Linked DNA regions of Homo sapiens: regions 2, 3, 4, 5, 6 and 7 are each linked to region 1. Evidence: read pairs that join two places in POLR2A ChIA-PET (ENCODE). Cell type or tissue: CD4-positive, alpha-beta T cell. All regions are shown on one strand.

Evidence for each region. ChIA-PET counts read pairs that join two places held together with the same protein. Peaks named below come from ENCODE experiments on the same cell type or tissue, not always from the same donor. Only the 100,000 strongest peaks of a DNase experiment are listed, where the experiment ranks them.
Region 2: POLR2A ChIA-PET joins it to region 1 with 13 read pairs; 9 of 35 experiments call an interaction of 5 or more read pairs at or near these places.
Region 3: POLR2A ChIA-PET joins it to region 1 with 20 read pairs; 11 of 35 experiments call an interaction of 5 or more read pairs at or near these places.
Region 4: POLR2A ChIA-PET joins it to region 1 with 21 read pairs; 23 of 35 experiments call an interaction of 5 or more read pairs at or near these places.
Region 5: POLR2A ChIA-PET joins it to region 1 with 10 read pairs; 10 of 35 experiments call an interaction of 5 or more read pairs at or near these places.
Region 6: POLR2A ChIA-PET joins it to region 1 with 12 read pairs; 10 of 35 experiments call an interaction of 5 or more read pairs at or near these places.
Region 7: POLR2A ChIA-PET joins it to region 1 with 13 read pairs; 11 of 35 experiments call an interaction of 5 or more read pairs at or near these places.

The regions. Positions count from the first base shown.
Region 1 is chr6:118,708,081-118,712,080 of GRCh38, reverse strand. It overlaps a transcript of CEP85L not described here. Among named protein-coding and RNA genes, the nearest start is that of CEP85L, 58 kb to the right of the region's middle. RefSeq lists a silencer at 1,954-2,003. In CD4-positive, alpha-beta T cell, no CTCF peak of the experiment used is centred here; DNase peaks (open chromatin) are centred at 1,910 and 2,620; H3K4me3 peaks cover 2,675 bases; H3K27ac peaks cover 3,135 bases.
Region 2 is chr6:118,636,950-118,640,949 of GRCh38, reverse strand. The region is part of intron 1 of CEP85L (centrosomal protein 85L); the gene reads left to right. Among named protein-coding and RNA genes, the nearest start is that of CEP85L, 13 kb to the left of the region's middle. In CD4-positive, alpha-beta T cell, no CTCF peak of the experiment used is centred here; no DNase peak of the experiment used is centred here.
Region 3 is chr6:118,767,647-118,771,646 of GRCh38, reverse strand. No RefSeq gene overlaps it. Among named protein-coding and RNA genes, the nearest start is that of CEP85L, 120 kb to the right of the region's middle. In CD4-positive, alpha-beta T cell, no CTCF peak of the experiment used is centred here; a DNase peak (open chromatin) is centred at 2,486; H3K27ac peaks cover 801 bases.
Region 4 is chr6:118,657,996-118,661,995 of GRCh38, reverse strand. It overlaps a transcript of CEP85L not described here. Among named protein-coding and RNA genes, the nearest start is that of CEP85L, 8.4 kb to the right of the region's middle. In CD4-positive, alpha-beta T cell, no CTCF peak of the experiment used is centred here; a DNase peak (open chromatin) is centred at 1,595; H3K27ac peaks cover 986 bases.
Region 5 is chr6:118,798,431-118,802,430 of GRCh38, reverse strand. No RefSeq gene overlaps it. Among named protein-coding and RNA genes, the nearest start is that of ASF1A, 94 kb to the left of the region's middle. In CD4-positive, alpha-beta T cell, a CTCF peak has its summit at 1,736 (motif pointing right); a DNase peak (open chromatin) is centred at 1,740; H3K4me3 peaks cover 249 bases; H3K27ac peaks cover 462 bases.
Region 6 is chr6:118,786,602-118,790,601 of GRCh38, reverse strand. No RefSeq gene overlaps it. Among named protein-coding and RNA genes, the nearest start is that of ASF1A, 110 kb to the left of the region's middle. In CD4-positive, alpha-beta T cell, no CTCF peak of the experiment used is centred here; a DNase peak (open chromatin) is centred at 2,371; H3K27ac peaks cover 1,628 bases.
Region 7 is chr6:118,775,008-118,779,007 of GRCh38, reverse strand. No RefSeq gene overlaps it. Among named protein-coding and RNA genes, the nearest start is that of ASF1A, 120 kb to the left of the region's middle. In CD4-positive, alpha-beta T cell, CTCF peaks have their summits at 2,060 and 2,259 (motif pointing right); a DNase peak (open chromatin) is centred at 2,277.

The DNA of each region.
Region 1 (4,000 bases):
ATTTTGTTAAATAGTTGATATTTGTTAGGTAGATTCATATATTATATAAACTTATCCCCACAATAAAGCTTGGCAATGGATTTCATTATCCTCATATTATAGACAATGAAACCAAAGCTCAACACAAGGTCACCAAGTTACAGGTGGTAGAGCAAGATTGGTGCTCTGGTGTCTAGCCATCTAAGCCCAGTGTTCTTTCTTACTCCTGAACCCACAACCTCTGGTTAGCTCCAAGCCTCCTAATGAGAAGGAGGTGAAGGACCACACTGCATGACTGACAATGCTGCTGAGGTCAACAGACCTATGGGCAATGTGGCATGTTGATCAGATATTTAATTCCCAAATGGATTTGGAATTATTTCCCGGTGTTTCATTCAGTTCCACCGTTTTGTCTATTTATGAGTTAGCATACACTTTCAGTTATCAAAGCTTTATATTTCAGCATCTGGTAGAGCTAGTTCCTCCCTCATTAGACTTTTCCCCCTCAGATTTTTCTTTGTGCTTTGAATCAACTTAGTTCACAAGACCATTATGAATTTTTTTGTCATATATCAAATTTATAGCTTAAATCATGAGAGTTGACATCTTTTTTCATTTTTGAAACAGAGTTTCGCCCTCGTTGCCCAGGCTGGAGTGCAATGGCGCGATCTCAGCTCACAGCAACCTCTGCCTCCCAGGTTCAAGTGATTCTCCTGCCTCAGCCTCCCAAGTAGCTGTGATTACAGGCATGTGCCACCAAACCCCCCCGCTAATTTTTTTGTATTTTTTTTTTAGTAGAGACAGGGTTTCACCATGTTGGTCAGGCTGGTCTCGAACTCCTGACCTCAGATGATACATCTGCCTTGGGCTCCCAAAGTGCTGGATTACAGGTGTGAACCACTGTGCCTGGCCAAGAGTTGACATCTTGATAATATTTTCCATCTTCCTAATAAAACAAATAGATTTTTCCATCTGCACTAGTGTTCTTTTGTGTTTCCCAGTACTCATGTCTTTGTGGCTTTCCCAATCATAAAGGTAAATCTTTCTATCACTTTTTGAATCGTGTTTCAGTGTTGCTTTCTTTCCCTCTCTCTTCCTTCTTTCAAACAGCACATATGGGCACACATACAAACTTCATTGACAGAGTCATCGAGGGCATTTGAAAGAAATTGAAGAAAAAGGTCCAGGCCCTTTAATGACAGGCACATGATAAGGTGTTCTTTCTCTCTGGAGGAGCATGGCAGTCTGAAACACTCCGCGATCATAGCCTTCATGATGCAGGGACTTTTGTGTTTTGTTCATTGTGGTTTTTCCAAGTGCCCAGGGCAGTACTTGGCACATCGTGGCACTTAATAAATATTTGTTGAGTGAATGAAGAAAAACCCAGTACATGCCTTCCCAAATTCTACTGAAAAGCAGTTATGTTTACCACTATACTATCGATGCCACCCCAAATCCCACTGAAACAAGGCCTTTGGTTTATATTTTCTGGCAGCTGAAACTATGGGTATTTTGTTGTAGAAAGTCTGTTGAGAAGAGAAGCAGTATATAGAGTGTTATCATCTTCCCATGTTGGTTAGACTGACCTGTTTCTCCATTAGAGTATTAGTAATAAATGCCCAATGCTTTATTGAAAACAAATAACCATATTCCATTTTTGCTTCTTAGCAGCCGAAGCCTTGAGATTCACACTTGCACAATGATGTCTTTCAAACTGCATCCTGACAGATACTTCTTGAGCTGTCATAAGGCCTATGGAGAACATCCAGTCAATGTGTAGGTTAAGTTGTCAATGAACAATTATGGTTCTTCTGAGCCATGTTTTAAAGCAAGGCATTGTGCCCCTCCAGTGCTGCAGTGTGTCCGGGCTGTGTGGGATGCAAAGTGTGTGCAGGAAATACAGTCACACTGTGGTTTTACACGGAAGCTCAGGTTGCCTCTTATGAATATGTATGATGGGGCTGGATCATGCTCTTGCCACTTGAGTTTACTTGAGCTTAACTTAACCCCCACATACCCATTTCCTGCCTATCATTTGAAGACGTTCCTTGAGGAGGTTTGAAAAAGTGAGTTGTTTCTCCAATTGTGGAGCATTTTCCTTTTTTTTTCTCTTAAAGATGATGACAAACTACACCCTGATTTATTTTTATTCACTGTGAGTCATTTGCTAGTCTTATTTTATAGATAATATTTTATACCTCTTGCTTAGAAGCAGATGGGAAAGTTCAAGGAAACACCCCCTGCAACAGAGGAAAAGTACTCGGATCTAGATTGCTATGATGGTGTCCTTGCTGGAGTCCTGATAAGCAGCCCTGTCAGGGGGAAAGGAACAGATGGCAAATGGTCTTTGCAGAGCAGCATTTGGAGTGTTTTATCTTTGTTTTAGAAATGACTGTTACTCTGCATTTACTGTGAACTCTGCGTACTCCTGAGAATGCAGAAAATAAGCTGGAAAGTCTTTCCTATTATTCGTAAAACAGGTCACTGGATGTAAAGGGTACTTGGCCAACTGGGAGCGCTCTCTCTCTCTCTCTCTCTCTCTCTCACACACACACACACACACACACACGCCAATTGTTGTTACTGGTTATCTTTATGAGAGGAAATGGGGGAGGGGAGAGGAGCTCTAGCTGCTCTGTCGCCAAAAGGCAGAGCTCCAGAAAGCCGAGTGGGGAGCCGCATGCGCTGAGAAATGCCAGCATGTGTCACTTCCCAATCTGGCGTACACACTCAACTCCTGTTTGACATACTTTACAAAGCAGACAGGGACTGGCAGGGGTGTTTCCTCTGGACAAACATTAATGAGTGAGGAAATGGGCAAATGTAGGTTGCTATGCAGTTGTTTTGCTGTTGATGTGGGAGTAAAGCCAGGCAGCACTTAGACTGGGGGAATGTTCTCATGATTTCATGGAGGTCGCTACCCTCCCATAAGAGAACTCACGCTCATGGGTTTTCCTTAAATGACAGCAGTTGGGAAGAAAATGTGCCTTCGTCTTGATGTGCTGCTCTTGTTTCTCTGTGGGCTGTCAGTCCCTTTCCGAGATCTGTTAGGTACAAAATCGGGGCTATTCTATATTACCGGTTTCTAATGAACTGCCTGTTTTGTTTGCTTTTAGTGTTAGTCATTCTTTTTCTATATAACACTCATATTTTAAAAATTTCTCAACACTGTTTTTGGCATTTAAAGTTCATGATTTAAGAGCTGATGGTTTTGCCTTGTCATTAAATGGTGAAATAACAGGGTTAAAGTGAGGTTAACAGGATTTAGAACCCCTATTTGACCAGTCTTTCTTTCGCCTGAAAAATGGTAGGGAAAAGGGAGGGAGGAAGGAAGGAAGGAAAAAAGTCTATTCAAGGAAAAATCTTAAATAGGTGAGATTATTGACTGAATTCAAGTTTATCTGAGCTAAACCTTTTTATATGCTGTTCCCATGTCATACTTTATTGATTCAACACATAGCTTTCAAGAGTAGGTTCTGTGCCAGGTATACGAGAAAAACAGCATTTTGGCTACCATTTAATAATAGACTCTTTTAATTCTCTTCCTAAAAAGTAAGTTCTTTTTTCATTGTGTATCTCATATTCTGTCTCCACTGCCACTAGAGTAACTAGAGTACCTGTGACTTTTATTAACACAATTTTGTTTCGTGAAAAGTTTATGGGTTATCTTTTCCCTATATCCAGGTATCTTTACTCTGTTCAGCTATCCTGGACCACACAACTTAATCCAAGGCCTTGGAAGCATGTTGTATTTTACAGTCTTGCAAATTTGCTTTTCAGTGAAGTCTTTGCAGCCTTCCATCCCAGGCCCAGATTGCTTCTAGACACCTCGCTCATGAACTCCAGTTGCTTGTGTACTCATCTGTCTCCAGACAGGCTGTGAGTAACTTAAGGGCAGGGCCTGTGCCTTGTTCATCTGTGAAGTGATGGCAATATAGTCCGAACTTAATAAATATTTGCAGGAAGAAATGAATATTCCCAAAGATATCTTTGTCTATATATTCCGACCTTTTGGCCTTCT
Region 2 (4,000 bases), 71 kb after region 1:
TCCATTTTTAATAGTTTTTAGTTATCCTTCTGGAAAATTTCTATGCATGGACAGTAATAAAAATAATAACATTTATTGAGATCCTAATTATATGTCTGGCACTTTCAAAAATATATTTACAGGCCAGGTGCAGTGGCTCACGCCTGTAATCCCAGTACTTTGGGAGGCTGAGCAGGCGGATCACTTGAGGTCAGGAGTTCGAGACCAGCCTGGCCAACATGGCGAAACCCCATCTCTACTTAAAAAAAACCTAAAAAATTAGCCAGACATGGTGGTGTGTGCCTGTAATCCGCACAACTTGGGAGGCTGAGGCAGGAGAATCTCTTGAACCTGGGGGATGAATGTTGCAGTGAGCCGAGACTGCACTACTGCACTCCATCCTGGGCAACTGAGAGAGGCTCTGTCTCAAAAACAATAACAACAACAAAAAACTTTACATGTTCATTGATCACAACAACCCTATAATATAGGTACTATTCTATAATTTTTTTCTTCTCTTACATATGAAGAAATTGAGGCACAGAGAGGTTAAGTGATTTATGAGGACTTACTGCTAATAAGAGGTAGAATGAACTTGAACCCAGGTAGCCTGGTTTCACAGTGCACACTGAGCTATACTGGTAATTCTGTGATAAAAGAAACAAACTAAGACTATTGGAGTCACTTACCCTAGAGATAAATAGTACTGAAATGGAGTGGAGGATTGGGATGGAGAAAATAACACTATGTGATGTTTCTGTCATCTTAGCTAGATATTCTGCAGTGTAGTTCCAGATTTGTTGGTTTTTTCTGTTTGGCTACTGTTAATATGAACGTTTTTTTCTTACCGTTTAATGTTCTAATTTTTTGTGTGAGTTTTGTGTCTTTTTAACCTATTGGAGACTGTTTTCCCATGTTAGGAATGTTGGCCATCAGATCTCTAAATTATTTAAAATTACCTTAAAAAAAGCTGCATTGATAAATATTTACTGATCTCTAAATAGATACTTAAATGCATACTGGCTCAAGGGATAGTTTAAAATATCCTGGATTTTAAAATAAGCAGACAACAACCACCAAACAAAACGCTTGTTTGAATCCTTTTTCTGAACACAAAGATATTTTTGTAGTTGTAATTGTAAGGCTTCCAAAATTCTAATTTTATTCTGTGAACATTTGTTAGGTATCCAGTGGTTATAATGACTACATTTATTGAGACCCTGTATAAGTGTGCAGCTCTTTGCTAGGTACTGGACACTAAAAAAAGTTGCCTTTCATTTTTCACAGTTTGGTGAGGGAGAAGAAAGTCATATACATATGGGTTAATATAATTTATTAAATGTTGTTGGAATTTTGAATAATATATTGGGAGTGAACAAAGTATTTAATGCCACCTGGAGGAATCAGGGAAGACAGAACAAGTTAATTCTGAACTAGGACTCTTAAGGTGCAGAAGTGAAACAGCTTGGAGTCATGAAAGAGTCTCATCTGTTTGGAGGAAGTGATTAGGTAAGTGTGGCTAGATAGTTTTTGTAGGTAGAAGTTGCAAAGTGAAGCTGACAATTGGTGAAGAACTTTGCCTAACTTAAGGAGTTTGAATTTATTTAATATGCCGTAAGGGGCTCACAGATCTATGTAAGTAGAAGAATAACATAAACATGCTTGATTCTAGAAGATAGTAGAGTAGAGGCTGGCTTGAGTGGAGTTATTCCAGCAGCAGAATAGGTTCTTTGTGCAAAAGTACTTGTTAATATTTCAGAGATGTTAAAATGTGAACCGCGTGCTACTTATGTAATATAAGGGTAAACATGCTTTATCTACTATTTTATTTGAAAGTGTTGGTTTCCAAGTTGATTTTAAAACATACTAATGGGTGACAGATAATCTGCATTCTGAAAAACATTGCAATTTGTATTCTCGATTTGTATTATGTATTCAGCTTATTTAAAAGTATAAATCTGCTTTGTCAGTAGTGTTATTTTTATTTTCTTCAATTTAGAGCTGTCATTAAAATATTCAATGAGAGTAGTTCTTGTTCTCAGTGCAGTTACATATATATTCAAATGCTGTGGAATACTTGATACTGTATGCATTTTTGCTTCCAATAAAAGAGCTTCAGAAGTAAAATAGGTTGCTTTTTTATTTAATGCTAATCTTCCTGTCTGAGAAATATTCAGAATTTTTAATGTTATCCGCAGGCACTCAGTATTCTATTAAAATAATTAAAATTAGTATTAAAAAATTAGTATTGAAAAATGTAACATATTGTCTTCCAAGGAGGAGTTCCAATGTAGAGTTTCTTGGGATCTTTGCTGTTCTTACAGCAGTCCTTTTGTCTTTAGGTAAGACATTATTGCCAGAGGTTATTCAGCCTTATTTTGAGTTTTTAAGTGCATATTGCATACTAGATATCAATATTCCCATTTCAGTAACATAGTCTTGTAACTATTCTGTGAGAAAATTTTCCTTATTAAATCACCTGGTCAGCATATTTCACATGTACTTCTTCCTGTATTGTGCTTCTGGATTGACTTGTCTAAAGACAAGTCATGTCATTCTTTTCAGACTGTGAATTTTTTCAGTTTAAATTAAAAGATTAGAATGTTATTTTCATGACATTTGTTAATCATCTTCAGTGTTTGAGGCACATACAATACCAGATCTTCTTTTTAAAGACATAGTTATGTTTAAAGGTTAAGGCAAATTAGTTCAGGTGGGAGGAGATCAATTTATATAGTTAATTCTTTTCCTTTTTTTTTTTTTGAGACGGTCTCACTATGTTGCCCAGGCTGGTCTCGAACTCCTGGGCTTAAGCAATCTTACCTTGGCTTCCTGAGTAGCTGGTATTACAGGCATGTGCTACACATGATGTATATTGCCTAATAGCCTATCAAAAGGTTGTGTTTTTGTAATGAATAAATTAACATTACCATTATCAGTGTATGGGAGTATCTAGGAACACTGTTGTTTTGTTCTTTTAACATTTTTGCTAGATTGATAGCTGAAAAATAGCATGTCTTCTGAATTTGATACTACTTGCTTACCAGTGGGCTTGGACTATTTTTCAGAATTTTTTATTTGTGTTTTTCCCTTTGGGGTTTGTCCTTTGTCCATTTAGACTAAACCATTTAGTATTTATTTATTTATTTTTAGTTTGCTTATGATCTCTTTATAATTATGCATTAATACCATATCTGCAAATATTTTTAGTGTTTGCCTTTAACTTCTTAAATATATAGACAACTTTTTTTTTTTTTTTTTTTTTTTGAGACAGTCTTGCTTTATTACCCAGGCTGGAGTGTAGTGGCATGATCTCGGCTTACTGCAGCCTCCACCTCCTGGGTTCAAGTAGCTTAGCTTCCCAGGTAGCTGAGACTACAGGCATGTGCCACCATGCACAGAGGCATTTTTTTGAATTTTTTTTTTTTTTTCTTTTGTAGAGATGGGCTTTTGCCATGTTTTCCAGGCTGGTCTTAAACTCTTGAACTCAAGCTGTCTGCCAGCGTTGGCCTCCCAAAGTGCTGGGATTACAGGTGTGAGCCACCTTGCCCGGCCTAGACAACAATTTGATGATTTATGTGGTTTGCTTACTTTTTGTGTCCTTCTGTAAAAGTCAGAGGTTCAAGTTTATAAGGTGGCAGTACACTGAAAGAAATTTTAGGAAGATCATTTCCCTGAGTTGCTAAATAAAAAGGCTCTAAGTATGTATGTACTGCTCTGTGATTCAAAGATAGAATTTAGGGTTTCTAGAGGGGCGGAATGATAGCATGTCTTAGACCATTTTCTCTGTCATTTCTTATAGCTTTTTTTGTATAAAAGTTAGATAACAGATAGTTGAGATTGTACTGATGTGCTTTGGAAATCTGTGGAATAGGTATCATATTGAGTAGATGATATTGAAATACTGTAATGGAAATTGAGGATTACAACTATTGTTCTTTTCTAAATAGAAGGCTGTCCCCACTTTTTCATATCTGTAGGCAAGATTAGAATTTTTCTAGTTTTCCCAATATTGTATTGA
Region 3 (4,000 bases), 60 kb before region 1:
AAGTTTATCAAATAAATAAGTTACCATAAGTGAAGATTAACTTCAACTTATTATTGAAGAAAGAAAAATTTTAAAATAAATTTAGTGTAGTCTAAATGTACCATGTTTATAAAATCTAAAGTAGTGCACAGTAATGTCCTAGACCTTCTCATTCACTCACCACTCACTCACTGACTCACCCAGAGAAACGTTCAGTTGTGCAAGCTCTTCAGGGTAAGTGCCCTATACAGGTGTACCATTTATATCTATTATACTATGTTTTTTCTGTACCTTTTATATATTTAGATAGGTTTAGATACCTAATTGCTTGCCATTGTATCACAATTGTGGACAGTATTCAGTACAGTAACATGCTGTACAGGTTTGTAGCCTAGGAGCAATGGGTTTTACCATAGATACCACAGCAATATCATATATCCCAGGTGTTGTGAACCCTGAAAAAGCTAACACTTTGAGATGGATCCTGAGTGGCTAACTGGGTCTAAATTCTGAGTGGAGCTGAGAGCCAATTGCTAACTGAAGGTTACACACATACCTTGTGCCAGCTGAACAGTAGATAAACTTTGGGGCTTTCAAAGCTGTCTGTTCCCGTTTGTGCCTCCAGAATCAATTGCCACTGGAAGGCTCCATTCTGCCAACTGGACCTGACCAATGAACTTAGTCTGGTGATCAGTTTTAACATCAACCAATTTTAACTGAACAAGCTTGCATCATTCATTTGCATAGTGGACTGGAGTGGGAACTTGGGTGGGAACGTTCCCCATATATGACAGCCTCTCTGCTCTGGTGGAGTGCACCTTTGTTTTATACCAAAGGCGTGTCTCCTTCTTTGCAAACTGCTTGCTGAAATGAAGTCTCTTTCTCTTTTAAATGGGACTCCTTTTTAGTGAAAGTGTTAAGAGTGTGTAGTAGGCTATACCATCTAGGTTTTGTAAGTACACTTTATGATGTTTGCACAATGATGAAATCACCTAATGATGCATTTCTCAGTGACACAGGACTGGAGTTAATTGGCCCAAGATTACAGCTAATATTTGATGGGGCTGAGAATCAGGCCTGCTGTTATTGGACCCTCAAGCCCTGGTTCTTTCCATTAAACACATGGTCTATTAGCTGCTGCCATTCCCAGAGGGCACTTTAAAAACACAAGGGAAATTGAATTGACGCACAGCAAGAGCAGTTTCATGGCAGTTCATCACTCCTACCAAGCTTTTACTCCTAGGAAGGCTCCAAGGTCTGATAAATCTTTGCACATGTTCTTTACCCCTCCTTGCAAGTCTCTTGAATGGTACTTGACACAAATCAGATAATCAAGATTCATTTGCTGAAAGGGATGAAAATAACACAAAGTTTGCCTACATGCTCTCTGACACTGATAGGAATCACCAAGGAACAGATGTGCAGGACCCAGATGAAAGAACAGAGAACATGCGATAATACATTTACAAGAGTTTCATGAAATGATTAAGGGTAAGTGTCTTTACTCTTAATCATTTGTTTTTTTCCTCAGGAAAAAGCAACTCCAACAATTTGAACTCTATATAATTTAGGACAGGAGCTTCTCTTTACACTCTATGAAATTCTTGCCAACTTAAACTTATGACTCAATCTTTTCTCCAAACCCAAATGTGATGCCAAATTCAGACTGAGAGAAAAAATATATAAAAATATATAAATCTAATTTTTATTTAAAAATGAATACCCATGTGACTATTAGAAGAAAATAATGGTTATAATCAGACCAGGTGTGGTGGCTCATGCCTGTAATCCCAACAATTCGGGAGGCCAAGGCGGGCAGATCACTTGAGGTCAGGAGTTCAAGACCAGCCTGGCCAACATGGTGAAACACCATCTCTACTAAAAATACAAAAATTAACCAAGTATGATAGCTCACACCTGTAATCCCAGCTACTCGGAAGGCTGAGGCACAAGAATCACTTGAACCTGGGAGGTGGAAGTTGCAGTGAGCCGAGATCCTGCCACTGCACTCCAGCCTGGGCAAAAGAGTGAGACTCTGTCTCAAAAAAAAAAAAAAAAAAAAAAGAAAAGAAAGAAAGAAAGAATGGCTATAATCATCTCAAAATAAACACTATGTTTGGTCAGGGAGTGGGTCAACTAATAATAAAGGAAAACCTGTTTTCCGTAAGTCTTAAAGTGACCCTATGGTAATTTTAATATAAGCAATTACTTTGGCAATGTGAAGAATCCATGCTAATTTACCTGTTTTATTATGGGGTAGATTATGGGGTCCTTCTTAAACACAGAATATTATTCAAATATCTTAGATGCTGCCTAAAACGCTTTAATGCACATATAGAGGGGAAAACTGCACAGTCCAAATAGCTTTTGTTTCAAACTGAGATGCAAAGGCCAAGAGGAGGAAGTTGAGCAAGCAAGTTGACTGCCCAAACCAGATTGAGAAAGATCATCATAGGAACACTACTTGCAGAACTGGATGCTCAGCTTCCTTTTCTTTCTTCCTCTGTTTACCAAGGGCAAGAAAAGACAGATGCTGAAAGCTTAGAACTCAGTAGGGCAGCTAGTGCTTTCCTTTGAAGGAGCAGTAAGCCGACACGGCTGAAACCGTGTTTGTTTCAGAAGCTGCTGGAAGGAAATGCTTTCTTCTATCATATGTCACCTAAACCAGCAGTTTCCAGTTGCCTTCCTCTGAAAGTTTCCACTGCCCTCATTCAGAGACTAGTTCCCTGTGGGGTAAGAGAATAATGAAGACAACTAGAGTTGGGTCAGAAAACCGCCTCAGCCATCAAGATGGCACCTGCTTCTCGTGGCAATCCTTTGCTTTCCTACTCACCTTCATCCTTTACTGTCCCTCCCTTCCTTTTAGACTCTCAAGGTTGTGCTCTTTAAACAGCTCAGTCAAACATCCCCTTGGTGTTTTCTCCAACCGCATTCTTTCTCTTTGGCATTTCTGCTCCATTTGACTGTGCTGATCCCTGTCTTACTTTACAATGCAGGTGGAACTTCAAAGCATTTGCCTGAAAGCTCTTTTCCAAATGGGAAGAGCAGAATGCTGGCCTTTAGTGAGAATACCAAGGTCAGTGGTCGGCTTCAGGGCCAGGCAGTCAGATTGCTGGAATCCTGAAACTGGAAACCCTGAATCGAAAGTTGGAGGCCTGTGTGATGGCTCATGCCTGTAATCCCAGCACTTTGGGAGGCTGAGGCAGGTGGATTGCTTGAGCCCAGGAGTTTGAGACCAACCTGGGCAAGGTGGTGAGACCCTGTCTCTAACAAAAAATGAAAACTTAGCTGGGCATGCTGGCACATGCCTGTAGTCCCTGCTACTGAGGAGGCTGAGGTGGAAGAATCACTTGAGCCTGGGAGTTTGAGGCTGCTATGCTGTGAGCTGTGGTCATGCCACTGCACTCCAGCCTGGGTGACAGAGTGAGATCATGTATCAAGGAAAAAAAAGAAAGAAAAGAAAGTTGAACGCTCAGACTCACTAGAGACCACACAGGCATTGGGATAAGTCAGCACCCAAAGTTATGCAACTAGATACAAGAGGGAGTCTCGTCACAGCAGTTATGTGCAATGGGGAGTGCGGGGGCAGAGAGGGGCTGTAGATGGGACGGCAACAAAGAGCCCCTTCACTCTAGCTGTAGGGCCAGAGGGCTTTGGAGCTGGAGGCGAATGCTCTGGATCTTAGGGTGACAGGGTGATCAAAGCCCTGTTCAGCAAGACGCCAGTGGGAATTGTGACATCTGATCCTTCCCACCGGAACCTACCTTTTTGTTTGGTTTCTGTACGTTATATTCCTTATCATCTCACTCAACCTCTTTGTTTGGCCTCCTTTATCTTTCTAGATTATCTCTCTTCACTCTAACTTCATCTGTTTTTCTCTGTAGATTCTCCCTCCTTAGAGCGTTCCCACCTTCTTTATTCACTATGTTCTGATGGCTCTGAAAACACCATCTCCAGCCCTGCCATGCACCTACGTTCTGATTCCTTAGCTTGAACAGCCTCCTGGACCATTCTTATGGAT
Region 4 (4,000 bases), 50 kb after region 1:
ATGATAAGCCAGTAGGGAGCAGAGCTGTATCAAAACCCAAGTCTCTGGTGCTGGCACCTCTTGCTTTGAACTTATTTGCTGCAGCTCCATCAACTTAAAAGTCATTTCGTGATACAACGTCATTGGTTTATGAGGTGGCTTTAGTGCTATTCTTTAACACAGTCATTATAGACAGATCCCAGTTTCTCTCCGACTTACAATTGTCTTCCTTCTCTATTTTTTCCCTGAATATTCTATATCAAAATATTTTATTGTTCTATAAAATTAAATATACTCTTAAACTCAACAAATAACATTACCACTAATAATATATTTACATTATTAGAGATTTAGGATTTTATAGGGTTGGTATTACTTTTTTCTGATTTTTTTTGTAAAACAAAGATCCAGGCAATTCCTGTATCCAAATTTCAATTTACTAATGCATTAGTCCTAAACATTTTAACTAAAATAAACCCTTAAGGATTCTGAATATTTATTAATAGTTAACTGGAGCACAATTAAAATTTTATTATTTATAAAAATGTAATTTTAAAAGAAAAAGAATAATAACAAACCTTATTGAAACGTATTTAGAAACCAAATTTTGAAATACCTTATTTTTAAGTTGGTTTTTCAAGGCACAAGAAAAAATACTCTGGATATAGGTTCTAATCTACTCTCGTGTGCATTAATAGGACACATGTATAAATACCAATTTTGTTTATACAAGTTTGAAACTACAAGAACATCTTAAGATGACATTATATGGTAATCATATTTTACTCAGTTTATCAATATTCCATTTTTCCTTTGAAAATTCTGACACCTTGGCTGGGCGCGGTGGCTCACACCTGTAATCCCAGCACTTTGGGAGGCTGAGGTGGGCAGATAATGAGGTCAGGAGTTTGAGACCAGCCTGGCCAACACAGTGAAACCCTATCTCTACTAAAAATACAAAAAATTACCTGGGCGTGGTGGCGGGTGCCTGTAATCCCAGCTACTGGGGAGGCTGAGGCAGGAGAATTGCCTGAACCCAGGAGGCCGAGATTGCAGTGAGCCGAGATCATGCCATTGTACTCCAGTCCAGGCGACAGTGCGAGACTCCGTCTCAAAAAAAGAAAAAAAAAAGAAAAAAAGAAAATTCTGACACCTTTCACATTAAGTGACAGTCTCCTTATCCTCAAATATGTTTGAGAAAACCAGATTCAGAGAACTCAAGGTGAGAGTTAATGAGGCAATTACAGACATTACATGGCCCCAGGCGTAGTGGAATGAGAGTATCTTCAAAGGTGTCTAGAGGAGCAAGGAGCATCTTAAGACTCAGGAGGCATGTGTGTTGTGGACACAGGATCAGGCAAAGGATATTGACTGAAATAAGTATGAAGTACTTTGAAAAGACATTCAATATAGATCCTGTGAACCTAAATACAGTGTTTGTTTTGGTTTTATTCCAATGGGAAAGTTATCTGGCTCTTTTTTCTCCCAGAAATCATAGTGTTCAAGTAAGTAGGAGTATGGGTTACTAGAGATCTATAAAAGCCATTGCCTTATAAATGACAGTATGGCCCCTTATCTGGCAATCTGCCAACTCCCCCAGCTCCTGACTGCAGCAGTACTCCACAGCTGGCCTTTTGCCAGGATCAGAAAAGAGATCAAGGCATATGAGCTTCACTGTGGCTCTTACTTGAGGTCTTCAGCTGACACCTTCTCCAGGGAGGCTGGCAGCCACCTCAGCAGAAAGCCACCTTGAAGCCTATACAGTTTACCTCTTCACAGAGGTTATACTTGCAGGCAAATGCCCACATGTGTACCAAATCATTTTAACGAAGCCCATCATAACCCTCTGGATGAAAATGCAACAGAAAAACTACAATGCCTGGTGCCAGTTCACATGTAGCAGATAGGTACTTAAGGGGTGATAGCTACCTCTGCCACGAAAACAAGGAGACACACTCTCATCTGCTGATTACAACTAATTTCCTCTAAGACATTTTAAGCCATCTGTTCTAAAAGTTGGTATGTGGGAAGATAAAAATTCTTTTAAAAAAATTATGTGGTAACACCCAAAATCAAAACTGAAGCTAACGTGGCATTGCTCATCTATGCTCTAATTTTTTGGAAAACAGTTTCAGGCAAGTTAGGACGGCGGCAGGCCCAGGAGCTGAACAAATTCAGGGGCCATCTTAGGGCAAGCTGGGGTGGGATTAGATGTTCCAGTCTGCACTGTTCTCCTAAGCCTGCCGTGATCTGAAACTTAGATCTTGGGCCTGGGCCAGAACCAGACTGACCTTCAAGGGTGAGCAAAGAAGGCAACAGCATCCAGACAACTGTGGTGACGAATTCTCTTGATATTGCCTTTTCTCTCTATTCTCCCCGAATGCTGATTGAATGCTCCCAATCTACCATCTCCCTTAGTGTCACTATAACTACTGCCTCCTACCGAAATTGTATGCCTTTTTAAGATTATGAAAATAAATGCTAACTACTATGTCTTTTGGTCTCAGTTGAAAACAGTTATCCTTCAGCTATCTTTCGCAGTATAAATAACTTGCCCAACTTTGCTAAAGCTGAAGTTTGCTCCATAACTTCATTAGGAGATTACTGTAATGGAAAAAAGTACCTAATTAATTAATATAAAGTCTATTATAAAGATTTGTATAATGTCTCAATTAGAGAATATAGATTCATGTATATCATATATATATCTTTTCATAATTTCTTTTGTCATCATCCACAGCATATGCATGAGGAGTATAAGTTGATTTTAGATGCTTTGTTCATCAGTAATTCATCTCATATTCCGTGTGAGCACTTGTAATAATGCATGTATTTGATATTCAGGTGGCTCTTTGTGTTTTCATTGTAGTAACTGGTGATTCAAGGTGCATAGAACATTAAAAAACTAGTGTCAATTACTATAATGAAAGTAGAGATTGGTTATTCTACTAGGGTTTTAAAAACTTTTAAGTCTTGCTTGTAAAAAAAGTCTGTAAGATTTTTTTCTGAGTTCAGTTTTAGGTAGTATGTTAAAAATAGATTCCCCCAAAATAACACTACAAAATATTAGGGCTGTTTAAGAAATACCTTGTTTATGCCGCAAAGTAGAGGAAAAAAGACCAATTTTAATTTGGTCTAGATATGTCCAAATATAATATGATTTTCCCGTTTTTCTAAAGCACATTTTCAAAAGTGTGTTTGGGACAACCTGATGTGTTAAACTTTTGAGATATAAGCAAAATAGTTAAATGTCAACTTAAAATATTTATTAATTTACTTATAACACTTATTAAATATACTGATTTAAATGTTGCTTTTTCCACTTTTATATTTAACATATATTTACAATCATAATTTCGTAATTATTGTATTCCATTTTAAAGTGGTCTTTTAAAAGTTTATTTATTTTTAAAAATACAGGTTCTAGATTTTACAGCTTGAATTTATGTCAGGCTAAGAGACTTCTGCAATCAGGATACTGTTGAACAAAATAAAATAATTAAGAGTGACCCATACATGAGAGATTATAAGGACGGCAGGACAAAGTAACTCTATTGTGTTAAAAACAAAAGAACAAAGAAGCCTTCCCATATAGCTATTTTATACTGGTTACACAATAGAAAATTAAAAAGCTTGAAATGTTATAGTGAAGTAACCGATCCTTCACACTTGTGTCTGGTTTTAGTTTTTCTCCCCTACTTTGGTACTCAACAAATAATTGCCAGATGAATAATAATATCTCTAAATCATCTTTTTGTTTTTTATATGTATTATTTTTATGACCAGAAAAAAAGCCATAAAGAAATTAGTTCTCCCATAAACCTGAAAATTGTAGTTAGACTTGTCTGTTTTTCTGAGTTTATTATAATAACTTGTTAAAATTCCAGACCTCCACTGAAATCTTAGCAAAAAGGTCCACTCCTTAAATTAGCTCAGATTCCTCTAGGGATTGTTTAAGTGATGTTAACTCTATTTACAGTTCCAGAGATCCCTACATTCTTCCACTGGGTAAGCAATACGC
Region 5 (4,000 bases), 90 kb before region 1:
CAGGATCTTGCTCTGTTGCCAGGCTGGAGTGCAGTGGTGTGACCATAGCTCACTGTAGCCTCGAACTCCTGGGCTAAAGCAATCCTCCTCCCTCCCAAGTAGCTAAGACTAAAGGCACATGGCACCACACCTGTCTGATTTTTAATTTATTTGTAGGAATGGGATCTAACTATGTTGCCCAGGCTGGTCAAATTCCTGGCTTAAAATGATCCTCCAAAGTATTGGGATTACAGGCATGATCCACTACATCTGGCCCAGAAAAATATTTTTAAAACAAATGTAGTGTAGCCTAAGTACACAGTGTTTATAAAGTCACGGTAGTGTATGGTAATGTCCTAAGTCGACATTCACTCAGCCGTCACCTACTCACTCACTGAGAGCAACTTTTAATCCTACAGGCTCCTTTCATGGTAAGTGCCCTATACAAGTGTGCCATTTTTGTCTTTTTATGGTATTTTTACTGTACCTTTTCTGTGTTTAGGTATATTTAGAGACACAAATACTTATTTGTGTTACAATTGCCTACAGTATTCAGTGCAGTAACATGCTGTACAGGTATGTAGCCTAGGAGCAATAGACTACACCATAAAGCCTAGGTGTGTAGTAGGCTATACATCTAGGTTTGTGTAAGTGCACTCTATGATGTTTGCACAAAGATGAAATTGCCTAATGATGCATTTTTCAAAATGCATCCCCAACGCTAAGTGACACATGACTGTGTATGTATAATAGATACAAGATATACAGAGAGATATTTATTTAGTTCTCATAGCAATTCTGTGAGGAAAGTATCATTAGCCCTGCTTTACGGATGAAAACAGGATCAGAGGGGCTCAGTGAATTTTCTAGGTCACACAGCTAATACATGGATTGCAGTGGAGCTGGAACTGTTTGGTTCCAAAGCCCGTGTTCCATCAACCATCTTAGGACAGCTCCCAAAAGAAATGTGACCGTCAGAGCAAAGGCAGGGCATGACCAGGTAGCCGAAGTCATAAGGTTTCTTGGTGCATCTCCCATTCACTCACTGTTTGCTTCCGGAAAGAAAAGTGTAGGGCAGCCCTTTCCTGATGTGTACTAAGCTACAGCACCTGTGTCGAGATGAGAGTGAGCCAAAGGGCACTGGTTGGTAGGATGAGGTGGAGGAGTATTTTAATTTTTGGAATTTGGGAAGCAGACAGCTTTACTTTGTAAGGTTGGAACAGCAGCAACATCCATTACATATAAACCAAAAATCTTTACTATTTCTAAATTTCCTAGATTGCTATTATTTGGTCCTAAGTTGAGTATTCGTTCCACAGAAAGTGGTAATTATTCCTCTACATGCAGACCTCAGCAGCTGCTCACACATTCCAGAGCAGGGGAGTCCTTGCCTTGGGCTTGGTTCAGCATCTAAGAAATACAGTGACATTGCAGGGTGGCAGCACCTGGCGACGCAGGGCAGAGCCGTCCACGTAGAGCACATTGAGAATGACAACCCTGGAGGATGGCGAGGTGTGGCCCTGCAAAAGATTCCTTTTTATTTTCCATCAAATGTGCTCAAATACTATATATTTTTTCATGAACAACTTTTCCTCGCTCAAAAATTAACAACTAGACCCTGGAGCACCACCGTGAAAGGGTTTTTGTTTATTTCCTGCTCTTGCTTGCTTCGAACAATGATTGCTCTAACGGCTGAATAGTCAGCTCTGGAAACAGTATCTAGGTCAGCCTGTCCTTTTTGCTGCTTCCCACCACTAGGGGGCAGGAAGTATCTGATAAAGGAACTAAAAAGGCTGGAAACGCGTGCATTGACAAGCAAAAGCCGGAGGCTTGCCTGCTTGCAATTCTTATGATGAAAACATTTCTTCAGAAATCAGCCTCATTTGAGCACTTCTGGCAGACGCAGAGGCCAGCTGAGGAGTGGGCCAGGAGAAGGGGAGGGCGCCTCAGGAGGCGTGTCCTTTGATCATTTTGGAAAAACCGCTCTATCTTCTGAAGACTTTGAAAATGCATACCTAGAGAGCAAGGCTGCGACAGGGCTTTGAAACCCCCTGAGCCATGAGGTCAAGGTCCATTTTATAGAAACCTGTAATCTGAAAGAATATACATTTAATAATGTGATTCTTTTGGGAGGTGGGGAGCAGGCACTCAGATTCCAAATCCACAGGTCCTCAAAGGGATATTGTTCATCAGAAGCTTTTTTTAAAAAAAATCCCAGAATCCCACACAAGTGATAGACTGCACAGAGCGATGCACAGTTTAGCATCCATACAGGTGTGAGGATGGAGAGAGCACTGGATTGGGTGCCTGGCTGCTGCTACTCACTAGTTTTGTGACCGCCAAAACCTAAGCTGCTGTACACCAGCAAAGCAGCACAATATCTCCTTTGTCGGATTGCAGCATCAACAACAAGCATTTATCCAGCCCCTACTGTATGCCAGGCACTGTGCTAGGCACTGGGGAGATGATGAATGATAAGATAGGCACGGTTGGTCCCTGCCTTGTGAACATGACATCCCAGTGAGGATTTATTATTATTATTATTATTATTATTATTATTATTATTATACTTTAAGTTTTAGGGTACATGTGCACAACATGCAGGTTAGTTACATATGTATACATGTGCCATGTTGGTGTGCTGCACCCATTAACTCGTCATTTAACATTAGGTATATCTCCTAATGCTATCCCTCCCCCTTCCCCCCACCCCACAACAGGCCCTGGTGTGTGATGTTCCCCTTCCTGTGTCCATGTGTTCTCATTGTTCAATTCCCACCTATGAGTGAGAACGTGCGGTGTTTGGTTTTTTGTCCTTGTGATAGTTTGCTGAGAATGATGGTTTCCAGCTTCATCCATGTCCCTACAAAGGACATGAACTCATCATTTTTTATGGCTGCATAGTATTCCATGGTGTATATGTGCCACATTTTCTCAATCCAGTCTATCACTGTTGGACATTTGGGTTGGTTCCAAGTCTTTGCTATTGTGAATAGTGCTGCAATAAACATATGTGTGCATGTGTCTTTATAGCAGTATGTTTTATAATGCTTTGGGTATATACCCAGTAATGGGATTGCTGGGTCAAATGGTATTTCTAGTTCTAGATCCCTGAGGAATCGCCACACTGACTTCCACAATGGTTGAACTCGTTTACAGTCCCACCAACAGTGTAAAAGTGTTCCTATTTCTCCACATCCTCTCCAGCACCTGTTGTTTCCTGACTTTTTAATGATCACCATTCTAAGTGGTGTGAGATGGTATCTCATTGTGGTTTTGATTTGTGTTTCTCTGATGGCCAGTGATGATGAGCATTTTTTCATGTGTCTTTTGGCTGCATAAATGTCTTCTTTTGAGAAGTGTCTGTTCATATCCTTCGCCCACTTTTTGATGGGGTTGTTTGTTTTTCTCTTGTAAATTTGTTTGAGTTCTTTGTAGATTCTGGATATTAGCCCTTTGTCAGATGAGTAGATTGCAAAAATTTTCTCCCATTCTGTAGGTTGCCTGTTCACCCTAATGGTAGTTTCTTTTGCTGTGCAGAAGCTCTTTAGTTTAATTAGATCCCATTTGTCAATTTTGACTTTTGTTGCCATTGCTTTTGGTGTGTTAGACATGAAGTCCTTGCCCATGCCTATGTCCTGAATGGTATTGCCTAGGTTTTCTTCTAGGGTTTTTATGGTTTTAGGTCTAACATTTAAGTCTTTAATCCATCTTGAATTAATTTTTGTGTAAGGTGTAAGGAAGGGATCCAGTTTCAGCTTTCTACATATGGCTAGCCAGTTTTCCCAGCACCATTTATTAAATAGGGAATCCTTTCCCCATTGCTTGTTTTTCTCAGGTTTGTCGAAGATCAAATGGTTGTAGATATGCAGCATTATTTCTGAGGGCTCTGTTCTGTTCCATTGGTCTATATCTCTGTTGTGGTACCAGTGCCATGCTGTTTTGGTTACTGTAGCCTTGTAGCATAGTCAGGTGGCGTGATGCCTCCACCTTTCTTCTTTTGGCTTAGGATTGACTTGGC
Region 6 (4,000 bases), 79 kb before region 1:
GTGATTCTCCTGCTTCAGCCTCCCGCGTAGCTGGGACTACAGGCTTGTGCCACCACACCCAGCTAATATTTTGTATTTTTAGTAGAGATGGGGTTTCCATATGTTGGTCAGGCTGGTCTTGAACTCCTGGCCTCAAGTGATCTGCCTGCCTCAGCCTCCCAAAATTCTGGGATTACAGGAGTGAGCCACCATACTTGGCCTGTATTCTGACCATTTAAAGAGAAAAATAAATTAGGGAACATCCCAGTCGTGGGTCTGAATCATTTTAACATTTAAATGCCTTGTTTGTAGATTTGAAAGAAAATCAAACTTTGACCAGCTTGTCACTTTTTGGCTTCCTGTTCCATGCTTTATAGAGCCATATGTTTCATGTTTGAAAAAGTTTAAAATCAGTCAGCTTAATTAAATGTTTCATTTTCACAGACGTTTTAGTCTCCTTTCTCTCTATACCCAGGAGCTCGTGCTCTCATTTTACCAGCTCATTTCTTATGAGCTCAGAGGGGCTAAACATACTGTGTAGACTAACATAGGATCGACATGATGTAGGGGAATTTTAACATTTTTAGAGACAATAGACAGTGGCTGGCACTCAATCCAACTTTCAATAAATGAATGGAAAGAAAAGGATGGGCAGAGAATTGCTTGAATCCAGGAGGCAGAGGTTGCAGTAAGCCGAGATTGTGCCACTGCACTCCAGCCTGGGCAACCCAGCCAGACTCTGTCTCAAAAAAAAAAACAAAAAAAAAAAAAAAAAAAAAAACCTGTCACATTTTTCACACCAAAAACAAAAACACCAAAATCACATCAACAAGAAGTAAACCTTGTTCTACAAGCCACCAAACCAACACAAACCTGATGCTTTTGGATAATGAATCTTGTCTGTCAATAAAACCGCAGTATGGCTTGGCCAAATCAGTAAGAATGAGGAGACGTGCAGTGAGGAGGATTCACATCAATCAGAAAGCGGTCCGCAGCTGCCTGGGCTGACGGGAGGGCAAGCTGTGGTTGGTTTGACTGTGTGTAGAAGATGCCAGAGACTGCTAGTAAACAGATTGAAAACTGTAAACTGTGTCTTCTTTCCTTTTGGGAACCTCTGTGGGTGCACTCTCCAAGGCCAAGCCCAGTTCCTTCCCTTGGTCTCATCACTGGTCTCTTTATTTCCCTCCTGTACAGTTCAAGAGGCCTGGGCGATGTGACCTGAACAGAATGAGGTCAGCTGAATAAGAAGAAATACACCAGTAAAGGAAGATTTGCAGATTTCTCACCCTTCACTGGGCCTTCTTGATTAGCCACAGTGACTTGGATCAATTCCGTCATTTCATGAACCGATATTTTCCATTCTCTACCCTTTCCTCTGACTCTGGTCTTCTTGCATCTCTGCCTTTCCAAATGGCTTCTCAACTATATAATTTTTACCAACTCAGCTCTAATGATAGACGAAACCAACATTAAGCTATTGAACTCATATATTTTAGCATGTGCCTACACTCTTGAAGGCAGCAATGAATAAAAATTCTGCTGGGAAAATATAGTATTATACCATGTAATGGTGAGGATGAATTTGTAAATACACTTTTGTTTTCAAATCTTCCACAACCCAAGGCACCAACAGGGCCGAGGGGTTTGGTGAATTGTGGGAAAATAGAGGTGCTTGGATATGTGTAAGTGAGTAGCTCATTTAGCAGGTGTTCCACCACCTGCTCACAGACCACAGGGAATTTCATAGCTGGTGCACATGTGGCAGCAAGGGCCACGCGACTGGAAATGAAAGTGAGTTGTCAATTTTTCTTCTCTCTCTCTTTTTTTTTTTCTTTTTCTTTTTTTTTTTTTTTTTGAGATGGAGTCTTGTTCTGTCACCAGGCTGGAGTGCCGTGGTGCAATCTTGGCTCACTGCAACCTCTGCCTCCCGGGTTCAAGTGATTCTCCTGCCTCAGCCTCCTGAGTAGCTGGCACTACAGGTACATGTCACCACACCTGGCTAATTTTTGTATTTTCAGTAGAGATGGGGTTTCAGCATGTTGGCCAGGCTGGTCTTGATCTCCTGGCCTTGTGATCTGCTCGCCTCAGCCTCCCAAAGTTCTGGGATTACAGGTGTGAGCCATCGCGCCCAGCCGAGTTGTGGATTGTTCTATATTTTCATTCAACATTTCTTCAAATGTCCTTTCCCTTTAAAGAATCATCAAAATCTCTTTCCTTTAAAGTTAACACTACAAGTAATCGAAGTCCCATTTCCTGGAAATATAGGCTGGATGGCAGCCATCCCTCAAATGAGCCCCCATGGGGAAGACTTGGAGAGTGCACTCCTAACTTAGGTTTCCGGTGGACATGTATGAAGCCCCACGGGCTGGAAGCTGAGGTCATGGATTACTCTCTCACTGCTGCTGAGTGCCAGTTCATCATGTGCTTCCTGTCATTATTCTCTTACATCATGCATAACCCTGTATCTCTTAGCCCATCTCCTCATGCACAGATTTCTAATCAGCTGTGAAAAAATACTATGAATATCTCTGCATTTAAGAAGAGATGCTAACTTTTAAAAAATAATAAAAAGAAGAGATGCTAATGGGAAAAGGGTTGAGGAACAGCTGTGGATTGGAAGTAATGGGGTCAAGTAAAATAGGGCAGCAAATCAGGAAATGGGGTAGGTGTAGGCACTGGGGAGAGGAAGCTATGCAAACCAGCCAACATCACCATTAACATGTTCCTTGTTTTCCTCTGAAATCCTCTTCTAATAGCTGAGGTAGCATGAGGTTGCAGTGGAAGGAACATGAGCTTTGCTACGAGATAAATACACGTAAGAATCCTGCCGCATCATGAGGCTCTGTGATATGGCAAAGTTTCTTAGCCCTTCCTAGCTTCAGGTTGGTAATAATACTAAGCTTTCAAAACTATTGGAAGAAACAGAGATCATGGAATGAGGAATGGCTGATACCAGGCACTCAGTACATGGCAGAACAATTATTATTATTGAGACAGGGTCTGGCTCTGTCATCTAGGCTGGGGTGCAGTGGTGCAATCACAGCTCACTTTAGCCTCGACCTCCAGAGCTCAAGTGGTCCTCCGAACTCAGTCTTCTGAGTAGCTAGGACCATACATTCATTCACACCACCATGCCTGGATAATTTTTTAAAATTTTTGTAGAGATGGGGGTCTCACTATGTTGCCCAGGCTGGTCTCGAACTCCTGAGCTGAAGCAGTCCTCCCTCCTTAACCTCCCAAAGTGCTGCGATTACAGGCGTGAGCCAACACACCTGGCCAGAAGCTAGCACTAATGATAACTAGGTTTGTGTCTGCAATGCACTGACTTGATGCTTGCTCAGATGGGGGGCAGGGGAAAAGTAAAGATAACCAGGAAGCTGGCAGGACCCTGAAGAGAACAGCATTAATCTCACATTAGCCACATGATGTGCCTTTATCTTTATCACAACTTCTCTCTAATCTTCCTCAACATTTAAATCAAATAATGAGCCAAAAGGATGATAAGAGAGAACAATGTCAACAACTATGAAGGATCTGAGATTTTTGCCCTGCTTGGAAGCTCACAAGTGAGCCAGTCGCAGCTCCATTGATGCTAGCAGAAGACATGAGACTCCCAGTCAGCAACAAAAGACCTCATGACAGCACAGCTGGCAGCGTGAGCTTCGTGTTCCCATGGGTTCCCTGGGAGCCCCAAGTCCCATGGGGGTGATGCAGAGGTGGGCCCAGGTGGCTGCTGTGCACGCAGTGCATTATGTCACAGCCAAGGAACCTGGAGCTTAAGATATTCCCAGTCTTCCAAGGGGACTATTAACAAGCCTGCCCAATCTTTCTCCTGGAGAGGGACATTATCTTTATTATCCCTGCAAGGAAACAGACCTGCCCTCTGCCTATCTTCCACTGTTGTTTTGTATACAAATATCTTGGAAAAGGCAGTCTGCATCAGGTGTGTTGAAACACCACAGACAATTGCTTTCCAACCAAGTAAGACACAGCCAGAGGCAGAATTCAAAAGAAAGCACTG
Region 7 (4,000 bases), 67 kb before region 1:
GAGGCAGTCCTTGAAGGGACAGCTAGGGCAAAATGTCCTTCTTTGAAGGGAGATCTGGGTATGTTTCATCTACCCTACCCTCCATGCACGCACACACACGCACACACATACACGCCATATATATAGCTTTAAACAAAAATATGATCATATTATCTATGCTCTTATGACACTGACATTTTTTGCTTAGCAACATAGTGTAAACATTTTCCCATGACCCAAAATATACATCCCATTCATTTTTAATTACTGCAGATATTCTATTGAGTTGTACAATACTTCATCAAATACCTGTTGATGGGCATCTGAGAACCTTCCTAATTTTTGTCTCTACAAATAACTTGATCATGAACATACTAATGTTTGTATCTTTTCACACATGTGTAATTATTGCCATAAAATAATTCCCCCAAGTGGAATTGCTGAGCCAAAAGGTTTGCATTTTTACATTTTGAGGTATAATGCTAAATTACCTCCCAGAAAGCTGCACCAGCCTACCAGAGCACTGAGGGTAAGCCACATCAATCTTTTTTTTTTTTTTTTTTTTTTTTTTTTGAGACAGAGCCTCGTTCTGTCACCCAGGCTGGAGTGCAGTGGCGCAATCTTGGCTCACTGCAACCTTCACTTCCTGGGTTCAAGCGATTCTCCTGCCTCAGCCTCCCAAGTAGCTGAGATTACAGGCATGCACCACCATGCCCGGCTAATTTTTGTATTTTTAGTAGAGACGGGGTTTCAGCATGTTGGCCAGGCTGGTGTCAAACTCCTGACCTCAAGTGATTCACCCACCTTGCCTTCCCAAAGTACTGGGATTACAGGTGTGAGCCACTGCACCCGGCCCACATTGTTTTCTTAATAGCATTCATTAATGAGATGTTAGGTTAAAGCTGTTTCATATCTTGACAGATTGTAATTTTTCATTTATTTTTCCCTTTGTGAATTATCTCTACTCACCCTTTGCACATTTTTCTCTGGTTTGCAAGTATCTGTTATATTGAGGTTAATAAATCTGTCTGGTATATATGATACAGTATTATTTCCTAATGCATAGTTTGTGTCTTAATTTTTTCTTTTTCTTTTCTTTTATCTATTATTTTTTGAAAAAAATCCATTAAATCCATCTCTTGTCTCTTTTAGAGATTCTGGTTTAGATGTTACTCCTTACCAGTTTCTCTCTACCCTTAGTTTATAGAGATATTCATCTGAGTTTTCTTCTGGTACTTTTATAAATCCTCACTTTCACATTTTCTGTTAGTAAACAGTGTAAAAAATAGACATTCTCTCATCAGTGCACTTCTTAATCTCATCTAGTTCTCAAACCACACTGAGTTACCTGTTACTGAGAAAAGTAATAAATAAAACATTGGTTTTACATTTCAAAATGGTCATTTTGATGGAATTGCATCTAGTTGGCTGCTTTAATAGTCTTACTCCGTCAGAAATGCCCCTAAATACCTGCCATGGGAGGCTGAGTTGGGAGGGGGTTTCTTTCAGCCTCTAGCATGCTAACCTCAGGCAACCCACTGAGGTGTGAGCTAAGGGCACACCTGTGTGCAAAATGAAGTTCCAAAAGTCAGCACCTCTTCTAGGCATTCTTCCTGCTCACCCCTACCTTACCCCACAGTTTCCTTTCCTCCCACACAATTGCTGGCTACAGGTTTCCTGGCTCTGTACCAAGATGTCTCTAGGGGTTATCCACTCTGCTTTTCCCTCCTGGCTTAAAAAAAAAATAACTTTACTGAGGTATAATTTACATACCATACCATAAAATTCACGCCTTTAAAATCCATACTGCAGTGATGTTTTACAAAATTTACTCAGTTGTGCAACAGGTACAGTCTGGTTTTAGAACATTTTTGTCACCGCAATAAAGTCCTTCATGCCCATTTACAGTTAATCCCCATGCCCTCCCCAGCCCCAGGCAATCACTGATCTACCTTCTATAGAGTTACCTTTTCTGGGCATATCAGATAAATGGAATCATATACTCCTCTAGTTTTGACACTGCCTCTTATCTCCAGTGAGAAATTCCAGATTCGGCGTCAGCTCTGTGGAAACTGACCTGCCAACCAAATGCAGGTTCACATAGCTAATAGATGAGAGCTCTGACTCAAGTCCAGTTCTTGTGGTTCCAAATTCTTTTCAGTCCTTCCCACATTCCTGATCTGGCTACATTTTCAATGTTGTATGGAAAAGTTGGTGATGGCCCTTTAAAATAAGTCGCAAAGATTACTGGCCTTTTGATACACATGGGCACTGATTTCATGACTCTTTTCAGCCACCAGAGGGTGCCCCAAAGATCTATCTTTGAATTGGCTTTTGCTTGTTACTGTTAGACATCTAAGAAAGAGAATGTGAGTTGTCACCTGATTCTGGGTGAGTTTTTTTCCAAAATACTTTTCCTCTCTGAGTAATTGCAAATAGCAATGGAGAATAAAAACTAGAAACTGTTTTTTTGTGCACATTGAAAGGTTTTTTTTAGGCTTTTAAGAGAGAGATTTTTTTAAAATATAATAAAAAGGGAAAATACAGACGATTTAAGAAACTGGTGAAGAGTTCTTAAATTATGGCAATCCAGCATGACAGATATCAATTAACCAAAATATTAAGGTGTTTTTGCTAATCTTTTGCATATTTACATAACTAAGTCAATCCTTTGAGGGAGAAGGGAAATGGAAACATATTTTTAAATTAAGTTACCCAAATCCAGTATCTGCATAGCTAGAATTAACTGGATAAAAATTCAGTATGACAACTGAATTTATCTTTTGAAAAATAATTTTAAGGCCCGGCATGGTGGCTCATGCCTGTAATCCTAGCACTTTGGGAGGCCAAGGCAAGTGGATCACCTGAGGTCAGGAGTTCAAGACCAGCCTGGCCAACATGGTAAAACACCATCTCTACTAAAAATACAAAAAAAAAAAAAAAAAAAAAAAAAAAAAAATTAGCCGAGCATGGTGGCATATGCCTGTAATCCCAGCTACTTGGGAGGCTGAGGCAGGAGAATTGCTTGAACCTGGGAGATGGAGGTTGCAGTGAGCCAAGATTGTGCCACTGCACTCCAGCCTGGGCGACAGAGCAAGACTCTGTCTCAAAAACAAAACAAAACAAAACAAAACAAAACAAAAAAACCAACAACAACAAAAGAAAAATAATTTTGTTGTGATGTTTTTGCAGCTATCTGTACTAAAAGTGGCTGAATTCATTTGTCAATTTTGACTTTAAGAAGCGCTTAGCATTGCAGTCTCCAGGATCCAGAGGGCAGATGTATCTCTTGACCTCCTCCAACTGAGCATCTCCTTCATTTTCTTTATTCTGGATGGATGGATGGGTGGTTGAATGGACAGAGGCTGCTCAGCAGGCAGGATGACAGCTCCAGGGAGCATATTCAGAAGAACTTGATGATGAACTCTACTAAGGACCACACCTGCCACTTGTCCGTCACTGGGTAGTGACATATGTCTGGTAGTGCTATATTCCCTTCAAGGACTGTATGATCCCCAGAAATGGCTGCAGCTGTAGAAGCAGTATTAGACCCAAGTCACAAGGCATGGGTTTCAGGGCTGGATCTTCCCATACCTTGCGATGTGTCACTTAACCCTTATGTATCTTCTCATTTCTAAAAATCTATAAAATGGCAATGATAATAATATTTGCCCTAATTATCCTCTTACAGGGATATTTCAAGGATGAAATGGAATAATAATGGATAATAATGGAAAATAATGGATAATACTAGACAAATACAAAGTACAATTATTATAGCACTGTGCCTATGTGAGAAAGACAGAAAAAGAGGCAGAGGTAAATACTCAAAGACAGAGGAAAGAGAGAAGAAAGAAGCTTGGAGAGTGAGAGGGAGAGAAGACAATCTCCATTCCAAAGGCACGATTCTTCCTGCAATCATGCTAAGGTATAAAAGGTCATCTTTCCTCATTTTTATACAGTCACCCCCTCTGAAGAATAGCAAATAATCCATTCTAGTCTCAGGAGATTATTGTACTAA